Regions from separate parts of the Homo sapiens genome. Here region 2 is linked to region 1. The links are chromatin loops, found by intact Hi-C in ENCODE. Cell type or tissue: dorsolateral prefrontal cortex. All regions are shown on one strand. Each heading gives the region's core, and the rest is flanking DNA. Links, peaks and the distances in the headings are about the cores only.

Evidence for each region. Peaks named below come from ENCODE experiments on the same cell type or tissue, not always from the same donor. Only the 100,000 strongest peaks of a DNase experiment are listed, where the experiment ranks them.
Region 2: a loop joins it to region 1, with 2.0 times the contacts of the local background. A loop is called at or near these places in 2 of 110 quality-filtered maps.

Annotation. Positions count from the first base shown.
Region 1 is chr15:26,034,770-26,040,150 of GRCh38, reverse strand. The region is part of intron 2 of LINC02346 (long intergenic non-protein coding RNA 2346); the gene reads right to left. Among named protein-coding and RNA genes, the nearest start is that of TRE-TTC2-2, 45 kb to the left of the region's middle. In dorsolateral prefrontal cortex, for the core only: a CTCF peak has its summit at 2,568; no DNase peak of the experiment used is centred there.
Region 2 is chr15:26,122,862-26,128,242 of GRCh38, reverse strand. LINC00929 (long intergenic non-protein coding RNA 929) reads right to left here. Exons shown (of 6, transcript NR_038852.1): 3 at 2,930-3,034. The region is part of intron 3 of LOC105370739 (a long non-coding RNA gene); the gene reads left to right. Among named protein-coding and RNA genes, the nearest start is that of LINC00929, 9.7 kb to the right of the region's middle. RefSeq lists an enhancer at 1,409-2,101. In dorsolateral prefrontal cortex, for the core only: a CTCF peak has its summit at 1,999; a DNase peak (open chromatin) is centred at 2,022; H3K27ac peaks cover 478 bases.

The DNA of each region.
Region 1 (5,381 bases), core at 184-5,183:
TTAATGGGTACAAAAAATAGAAAGTATAAATAATGTCTAGTATTTGACAGCACAACAGGGTGACTGCAGTCATTAATAATTTAATTGTTCATTTTGAAATAACTATAAGAGTATATAATTGGATTGTTTGCAACACAAGAGATAAATGCTTGAGGAGATAGACACACCATTTCTCATGATGTGATTATTATGCATTGCATGCCTGTATCAGAATATTTCATGTACCCCATAAATATTCACCTACTATGTGCCCACAAAAATTAAAAATTAAAAAAAATTTATAATTTTTTTTTTAAAAAGCAAAATAAAGGCTTTCTTTGAACAGGCATGTTCCCCCTGCAAGGAGACTCCTGCAGAAGGAGGGAAACTGACCTCATCATTACCACAATTAACCTGCTGCCATCCCTGTACTGGCTTCCCATTAAGACGCTCTCATGAAGCTCACACACCCTGTGAGATGAAAAGGTGTTGCTCACAGGCGAGGAAAGCAAGATGTGGAGAAGTTTTAATAACTTTCTGGCCAGGCACAGTGGCTCACACCTGTAATCCCAGCACTTTGGGAAGCTGAGGCAGGCGGATCACTTGAGACCAGGAGTTCGAGATCAGCCCAGGCAACATGGGGAAACCCTGTATCTACTAAAAATACAAAAATTAGCTGGGTGTGGAAGCAACACACCTGTATTCCCAGCTACTCTGGAGGCTGAAACCTGGGAGGCGGAGGTTGCAGTGAGCTGAGATTGAGCCACCGCACTCCAGCCTGGACTACAGAGCGAAAATTCGTTTTAAAAAAAAAACAAAAAAAACCCCACCTTCATATAAGACCCTTTAGGAGTTTTACAGGAGACAGTGGAATAAACAAGGGGCAGAATGACAGAGGTCAGGGCACATCCCAGCCGCAGCCCAGGGACCGAAGGGAAAAGTAGTTGAAAATGTGATACTAGCTATTGAAAATGCTTTAAATCTGCTTCATTAATTGTAAGGCATACAGAGATTTATTTGTTTCAATGCAGCATAAAAATACCATGTTTCTCCTAAAGATGTCCAAGGAATCAGGATCCCTCCTAACCCTGACTCAAGTCTAGGGGAGCTGGGTTTTAAGCGGCCGACTGCCTCAGCCTTGTGGGCCTGGCAGGAGGATTCTTCCTCACCACAGGCCTCCTGTCCGCAAATCCTGCTCTCTGGGTCTGTTTGCAAATGCCTCTCCGCTGCAGATGCCTCTTCCTTCTTCCCATGTGAGGCCAGGCACATCCCCTCTCCCTGGCAGGCAGATGGCAGAGGTGGGAAGTGAGTGCAGGAAGCCTGATTGCAGTTGGTTACAGGGGCGGGAAAGTGGCCCAGCAAAGCCTGAGGGAGGCCTTTTGATTCCAAAGATAGGGCAGCAACTGCCTCTTCCATGAGCTCATCATTGCTCTTCTTGCACACGTGTGTTTTGAAGAGAGAGGGAAAGAGGTGTGAACCACAAACACAGGGCGACTAAGATGCACCTTATGGTTCCAGGCATGTGCTTGAGGTGCGTGTAACTTTGTCTCTTGGTTCAGCTTCCTGTATTATTTTTCCAGCTCTTGTTGAAAGTCCATAAAGTTAAGTTCTGTTGATCCAGAAGTATAAATGACTAAAAAGAAATATAACAGATCTGATGGCAAAGAAGGAAGGGATTTCTCTGAAATGGGCAGTTTGGGCCAGGGATGGCGGCTTATGTCTGCAATCCCAGCACTTTGGGAGGCCAAAGCAGGAGGATAGCATAAGGCTTGGAGTGGGCAACACAGCAAGACCACATCTCTACAAAAACAATTAACCAGGCGAAGTGGCGCACACCTGTAGTCCCAGCTATGTGGGAGGCTGAGGCAGGAGAATCACTTGAACCCAGGAGATGGAGGTTGCAGTGAGCCAAGATCACGCCACTGCACTCCAGAGTGGGTGACAGAGCAAGACTTTGACTCAAAATAAATAAATAAATAAATTTAAAATAAAAATAGGCAGTCTGGTTTCTGAACAATATGGCCACATTGCCTCATAATGTTCTAACTTGCTTTTATTATGAAAATTGTGTGTATTTCTGAAGGATATTTGATGCTCTCTTTTGTAAATATTTTTTGGAAGCATTTTACATATGTTTATTTAATTTTATAAGGGTACAGACACATACTTAGTATTTCTTATTAAGTATATAATATGTGTCCATAACACCTTGGTATTTCTGAATAATTTAGAGAAAATAGACTTTCCCCCTTGAAAAGAATTTCTGCTTATAAAAATAGAGTTGCATTCAATTATTTTTATCAACATTAGTAATAATATTGGTTACTCATTCAAGTGGTGTGAATGTTTCAAATCAATTTCAGTCTGACCAATGTTTGCTTACAAAGCAGCCACAAGAACACCCTTGTTAACAGTAACTCAGAAAAGAAACTGACCAGCTCAGAGAAAGAAGCTGCTTAATCACTGCTCAGTCACAGACGCATTTAAGAAGTTCTGTCTATTCTGTGGTCAATATTGAGCAGGATTCCTGAATTGTAGCAATAAAGAAAAAACTCATTTTCCAAATAAATGTGTAATGTCCTAGAAACTGGAATTCTACACCCCCCTGCTGGATTTTCTGGTTTATGAGATTATTTTTAACAACATGGAAGAAAAACTGAGACATTGTATGGATTGGAAAGGCTGTCAGTTGTTCTAATAGGGTCATCTGCTCTCCAACTCAGGCTGCCACAAATGAGTATGAGGATTTATCATGGAACTAGCATTTGGAAGGCAATAGAATGAAACATGCAATTTAAAGCATTTTTGCCCTGAGACTAGGCACTAACATGATTTTTAGGAAGTGACTATTTTCTCCCAAAACATGACTTGTCCTTCCATTTTTTTAAGTGGTGGCTTTGCATAAGCAGAAATTTTTAATTGTGATCATGTTCAATTTATCATCTATTTAAATGGTTAATGCATTTTGTGTCATGTCTTAGAAATCTTTCCCAAGCATATGCAGATATTTTATATTTTCCTTAAGACTTTATAGTTTTATCTTTATTTATAAACATAATGCATCTTATATCACATATATATGTATATGTGTGTGTGTATATATATATATATATATATACACACATACACACACATCCAAATGTTCTAGCATCATTTATAGAAAAGAAGCTCTTTTCCTCATTGAATTGCTTTCATAGCTTTGTTGCAAATCAATTGGCCATTTATGTGTGGATCTATTTATGGGCTCTCTGTCTTGTTCCATGGATATATATGTCTACTGTTATGTAAATACTGCTTGGGTTTCTAATCCATCATGACAAATCATGCATGGATGTTAAACATTTGCTAAAATGTTGGCTTTTCTGTCCTAACCGTCATCCTGTTGCAAGTTTGCTCTTCATTTCACTTTGTCCCCAGGGATAAAAGCATTCCTGGGTCTGTTTTCACCTGGAAAAATCGTATACCTTTCTAGAAATTAATTAGCTTAGATTTCTTTATGTCCTCAGCTCTCTGGTGTGCTTAAAACAACCACCACCACCATGATACTACAACTTATCAGAGTTTTTCCTCTGCGACAGCGTGAAGGCAATGTTTCCTGCAATTTTCCACCTCTGGACTGAAGGCAGAAGTCCATGCAGGAAATTATATTTGAGAGGTGCAATTCCCGTAAGTAGTCAGGCTGCTCCAGATGGTGGTAGAGGGAAGCAAATAGAGCTTGGTGGTGGTGCATTCTGAGCATTAGGTTTTTCCAGATAACCCAAAGAATATGCTCTTATTTCATCTCCCTCTGGAAGCACAATGGTAGACACGCGCTTACTAGACATTGGAAATCAGCCTGGGAGCAATTTTTCTCATCTACAGTTGACCTTTGAGCAACATGGTTTTGGACTGAGAGAGTCCATTCATACTTAATAAGTCCTTCCTGCCTCCCTTTCTACCTCCTCCACCTTTCGCCTCTGCCACCCTTGAGGCAGCAAGGCCAAGCCCTCATCTTCTTCCTCCTCAGCCTACTCAATGTGAAGATCATGAGGATGAAAACTTCTATGAAGATCCACTTCCATGTAATGAATAGGAAATACATTTTCTCTTATGATTTTCTTAATAACATTTTCTCTTACTTTATTGTAAGAATTTAGTACATAATACATATAACATATAAAAGATGTGGTAATCAACTGTTTATGTGATTGATAAGGCTTTCTGTCAACATTAGGCTATCAGTGGTTAGTTTTTTGGAGTGTCAAAAGTTTCCTGTGGATTTCTGACTATTATGGGTTCGGCACCTTTAACCCATGCATTGTTCAAGGGTCAACTATACAATATTGGGCCAGAATTCAAAGCACATTAAATGGAACTAAGAGCAATCTGCATTTTCTAATTAGAAAGCAATATTCTCATTTGCATTTACAGAAAGACAAAGCAATGCAAAGCAAAAGCCAGATAGCATCATAGTCTTCTCCATGCTGTGCCCCTCCCAAGAGCGGGGGCACAGGCACATCGGGAGTCCCACTTCACCAGACACATACAGAGAAAGTTCCAGATGGCATGAAAACAAGAGAAAAGGAGCCTTGCTCCTCGAATGGCCACATGGAACCAAGAGCTTCTTTAGTCAGCCCTCCGTGTCTGGAGGTTCCATATCTGTGAATTCAACTAACCTTGGATTGAAAATATTAAACAAAAATGCACCTGTACTAAACATATACAAGATCTTTTTCTTGTCATTATTCCCTAAACAATACAGCATAACAACTATTTACATGGCATTTACTTTGCATTAGGTGGTATATATAATCTATAGATGATTTAAAGTATACGGGGAGGGGGCGTACCTTGGTTATATGCAAACGCTACTTCATTTTGTACCACGGAATTGAGCATCCCTGGATTTTGGTATTTGAGGGAGGTCCTCGGACTAATCCTCCAAAGATACTTAGTGACAACTGTTTATATTTCCTGGTTTCTACGTGAGAAAAAAACAGACTTCTTTGTACTTAAGGTATGAAATGTTATTCTCTTTCTTGCAGCCACTTAGCCTTGCCCCTGACTAATGCCATAGTTCGCCCAGTGGTTTGAAGCCTATTTCTGTAATGATCTACTGCAGAGATGGGGACCAGGAAAATAGACAACCACGGAGCTCTGTACAGATCATCATATTAACTCCTACAACTCATCGTATTAATTCCTCAAAGGGCACTTAATTAGAAGTCCTAGGTGATGACACCTGGGAGCACCTTTGCTTGTTTTGAAAACAGATGGAAAGTGATAAGGGTATAGAAAGGAGAGAAATGATGAACAAGGGAAGCAAGTGGGAATAGCAAATATAATTGTACAGAGAGTTCGAGGAGTTAGGAATGGGGCAGGGGCGTAGGCCAGGCGTGGTGACTCACGCCTGTAATCCCAGC
Region 2 (5,381 bases), core at 65-5,064, 88 kb before region 1:
GAGTTGGAAGATCCACAGTTTCCAAACAGTCAAGGAAGCTGAGCTGATTCAGCACCTAAAGGACTAACGATCCTCCTATAGTGGAATTTATAGGGTCAAGAGATCTTGAACTCTGAACTGAACATGAAAACTCGAGAGGACTTGTGAGCTATCTTCCTTGGGATATATATGGGAACAAAGGGGTATTTGGCAGCCATAAAAATGGGTTGCAACAGTGATGGAATTTTCACCAAACGTTTTCCATGTACCCCTAGACTGCACTGTGAGTCCCTGCAGGGAGGTTATCCATTGGATGTCATTTCTCAGGCTAAGGTAGAAGAGTGGCTGTGAGCTCCCATGCCTGGCCCTCCCTCTTGGTGTAGAGTGGGGAAGCCATGTCAACATGGCCTGTGTGCGCAATCCATCAAAGCCCCCAGGATTGGCTGGGGCACAGCAGGCAGGGCAGCTGCCTTGGGGAATTGCCCAATCTACAGTGGAATTTATGTGAATAATGAATAAAGTGCACATGGAGGCTAGAGATTGTGGATTTGACTGTCACTCAGCCTTACCTCTCCAATACACAATTCTATTTTTATTGTGTTAGAGGCTACTCTTAAAATGGAAACATGCACACAGTTCATACAACAAAGTATAAAGTTAGCCATTGTCTCCACCCTCCTCCCAATAAAATAAAAAAGTGGTTTTGAATTCCAAGCTCTGATCGCCACTTACCCTCACAAGCTTACGTGTTATTGTCACTTAGCATTTTTGTTTCATCTTTATTTATGACCTCAATATTGGTCATTTTTATCATTACTAATATTCTTTAAGACAAATGTCTTTTTTTCAGATTTACCTATAAATTTAGCAAATTTTGCTCCCTTCTTGTTGTAGTACCTGCCTTTGATTTGGGTTTTATTTCCTCCACTGAAGTAAATAGTTTAACCCTTATTTCAAAAAAAAAAAAAAAAAGGAAGGTAAACTTTCTAAATTTTTTGTTTTTTGAAATATTTTTATTTTACCTCCTCCTCTGAAAAAAAAAAAAAAGTTCAAGTATGTATAGAATTCTAGGTGTCAGCAATTTTCTCTCAGTGTTTTAAATATATTATTTCACTGAATTCTGTTCTCCATACCAGGGGTCAGCAAACATTTTCTGAAACAGAGGGCTTGTTTAAGAATCAACCACATGCAGACCATGTGGTTTCCATCACAGGTACTCAACAATGCTATTGAAGAGTGGAGGTGGCCATAAAGACATGTGCATAAGTGGGCGTATCTGTGCCAATAAAACTGTATTTGCACAGGCAGCCATCCAGACCATGGGTTGTAGTTTGCTGATCCCAGCTCTACAGTTCAAGTTGAGAAGCCTGCTGTGAGTCTAATTGTTTCTTCTATTTTAAAGTAACCTGCTTTAGGTTCGGTTCTTTGTCTTTGGTGATCGATACCTTGGTGCGTTTTAGTTTACAAATGAGTCCTTCTCAGTACTAGTACTTCCTGAATAAGGAACAATATCTTTAATGAATTCTGGAAGAAGGATAACTCTCACTTCTTCAAACATTATCATCCTCTCTTTTTACTTTCACCTCTGGAACTCATATTAAATGTATATCAAAACTTCTCTCCCAACCAGTATGGTGCTCCTGTTCTGCTTCCTAATTTTTTTGTGTTTTTGGTAGAGACAGGGTTTCACCGCGTTAGCCAGGATTGTCTCTATCTCCTGACCTCGTGATCTGCCCGCCTTGGCCTCCCAAAGCGCTGGGATTACAGGCGTGAGCCACCACACCCCGCCCATCCTCTGACTCTTAGTCATCATTTGCTCTTAACCTTACTGAGCCCCAGTTGCCTCATTTATGAATCAAAATAATAATTCCCATGCTTATCACTCAGTTCAGTTGCAGGGGAAGAAAAGTTATTTTAATTATCTAAAGCAGAAAGGAATTTCATACAGAGAACTGGGTGCTCACAGAATTGTTGGCAGAGTCAGAGTGGATGGCTCCCGTCTTTGCCTCTGGGACTGATGCCCAGAACTGGGGAAACAGCCCCGTGGGGGAGCTGCTGCCTTCGGGAAGAACGGTGTTAGCTGTGCAGCAGGATCAGGAAGCCCTGCACTAAAATGCAGCTGTGCTGCACCTGCCGGTCCACATAAGCAAAATCAAACCCTGATGGATGCCCCAGCCCTGCCACTCGGCCTCCCCAAGTGACTGGGTGCTGTTGGTGATAGATCCATGAGGCCATGCTTACCAGCAGGTCAACCAGAAAGGCAGCCCCCACGTCATCCCTGCCCTCCGGATCCGCATCAGGGCTGCTTGTTGCAATCATAGATCACATTCAGGGCCCTCTGCAGTGTGGCGTAGAAAAGCAGGTTCCAGCTTGCCAGCGCCTGCAAGCAGGATGCAGAGCCAGCCAGTTCATGGTATCCTCCACAGATCTCAAAGGCCAGGCCCGGAATCAACGAAACAACCTGCACAACGTGCTTGGCACCGGGCTTGGCGTGTAGCAATTGCCCTCATGTCTTCCAGTGTCTTGTGTGCTTCAAGACCATCCGTTGCCCAGTACGGCAGAACTTGTGCCATCTCAGGGGTTCCTGAAGCTTCAGCACATGGGGCTCACTCACACTTGCAAACATCAGTTTCACCAAAATCTGATTGTTTTTCTAAAAACAACGTGGAGGTGGTGATTTAGAGATTAAACCCATGGTTCTCCTCCATGGGGCAGCATTACTCGGTCCATCAGACACAAAGATGAACTCAGCAACTATACAGCCACAATGTCAACCCTAAGAATCACCATTGTGTCTAACAGGGGGAAGCATGGCTGTGCCAGCACAGTGGCCTGCATACAGTGAAGAGGGCAGCAATGCCGCTCCTGTGTGACTGGCACACACCCCCTCAAAGCCCACAGTGTTCCCCCGTGCACTCGCCCAGCCAGAGAACTTGGTTAGACTCCTCACCTGGAGTCGTTTCTCCCTCCTGTTGTGTACGAAATGTTGCCCCAAGTACCTCAGTCTGCTAACAACCTATTCTTCATCCTGTTTAATGTGGAATTCTGCAGAAGGCTGGGGGAAAAAGATATAAGCACTCTTGTTTAAGGTATTTGATACAAAAGAAGTGAACTAAACTAAAACGATATAAAACTTAAAATACAATAAAACTTCTCCAGACAACCTTCTCCTGACACTGTGAAGGATATTAACAAATTATTATTAAGTAGGCTACTCAGGCGATTATGCATCCGAGTGTTTTAATGTAGGGGGATGTTAAGTGGACACGAGGGACCAGAAGTGGAAAAGGCTTCTCGACGACACATGACTTGGGGCACTGCCTGTCTCCTCTGCGAGCCACACCAAGGCTCCCTGAGTCGGAGTTGTCACGGGGAGTCCTCTGGTTCCATACTGCGGTGTTCATCTCACTTAATCCCCACAGTGACTCTCAAGGCAGGCCCGAGCTGCTGGCTGACACCTTGATTTGTTGCTGGAGAGAGCTGGAAGTCTGGACATTTTAAGGTGGATCTTATCTGCTGAGGGGCTAATAGCATACATGAGAAGTCTAGTCCCAGAAATCAATTTTATCCCTATTCAAATACTGAATTGATTACAAAAAAAATGATAAAGATATTCCAGCACTTTCAGAGGCTGAGATGGGTATATCACTTGAGGTCAGGAGTCCCAGACCAGCCTGGCCAACATGGTGAAACCTCGACTCTACTAAAAATATAAAAATTATCCATTCGTGGTGGCCGGTGCCTGTAGTCTCAGCTACTCAGGAAGCTGAGGCAGGAGAATCGCTTGAACCTGGGAGGTGGAGGTTGCAGTGAGCCAAGATCGCACCACTGCACTCCAGTCTGGGTGACAGAGCAAGGCTCTGTCTCAAAAAAACCAAAAAGATAAAAATAAGGTACAAACATATGCTTTGCAAAGATCTATAAAAGTCTTCTGGGCCGGGCGTGGTGGCTCATGCCTGTAATCCCAGCACTTTGGGAGGCCGAGGTGGGCGGATCATGAGGTCAGGAGATCGAGACCATCCTGGCGAACACGGTGAAACCCCGTCTCTACTAAAAATACAAAAATTAGCCGGGCGTGGTGGTGGGTGACTGTAGTCCCAGCTACTCGGGAGGCTGAGGCAGGAGAATGGCGTGAACTCGGGAAGCGGAGCTTGCAGTGAGCCGAGATTGCGCCACTGCACTCCAGCCTGGGCGACAGAGCAAGACTCCGTCTCAAAAAAATAAATAAATAAATAAAATTTTAAAAAGCCTTCTGGACAAATATTCAAGATATTAACATCACAGTCTTTTTATTTTTGAGACAGAGTTTCGTTCTTGCTGCCCAGGCTGGAGTGCAGTAGCGCAATCTCAGCTCACTGCAACCTCCGACTCCTGGGTTCAAGCGATTCTCCTGTCTAAGCCTGCCAAGTAGCTGGGATTACAGGCATGCACCACCATGCCTGGCTAATTTTGTATTTCTTTTCTTTTTTTTCTTTTTTCTTTTTTCTTTTTTTTTTTTTTTTTTTTTTTGAGTCGGAGTCTCGCTCTGTAGCCCAGGCAGGAGTGCAGTGGCGCGATCTCGGCTCACTGCAAGCTCCGCCTCCCACGGGGTTTCTCCACGTTGGTCAGGCTGGTCTCAAACTCCCGACCTCAGGCGATCCACCCACCTCGGCCTCTCAAAGTGTTGGGATTACAGGCATGAGCCACTGCGCGTGGCCAGTGTCACAGTTTTTTAAGGAGTTAGGAGTTTCTGCCCACACGAATCTGGCTGTAGCCTCTTATAACAAACCTGGTGAAACCAGACTCAAGATTACGTCTTCTCGTTCTGGTAAATCTCCTGAATTCAGCCTCCATTCAAAACCAGGATCATCATTGCAAATTTTCTTTGCCAGCAGGAAGTTTTCCCGTCTCCAAAATCAGAGAACCAATGGCAAATGCCAGGCTACTCCGTGCTTCCATCAGCTTCCCGTAAAATTTTTAAATCGGAACACATTTGCATCTTTGCTGAGCTTCCTTTCAGCGTGTCCACTGACTCTGCCATTAGTATTGGAGGCCTCACTTGTTATGGTTATAAGGCTTCTACCAGTGGCAGTGCACACGAAGCTCTGCTGAGTGAAGGACCAGCTGCTTCACAAGTCCTGTTGGATGTGTGGTGCAGTAGGCCGGCGGAGACATATAACTTGCCTAAAGTTTTCAGCATAAGTGTCACTGTGACCTTGACTTCAATTCTAACTAAAAATCTATCTTATTTTTGCCTCACTGTGAAAACTCTCTAATGATAATAATAATAGACTCGTTGAACACATGCAAGTTTCAGACATGAATAGACATGTATCCAAAGATATACAGTTGGCCAATAAGCACATAAAAATGCACTCAACGTCACTTATCACTAATGCAATGCAAATGAAAACCACCATGAG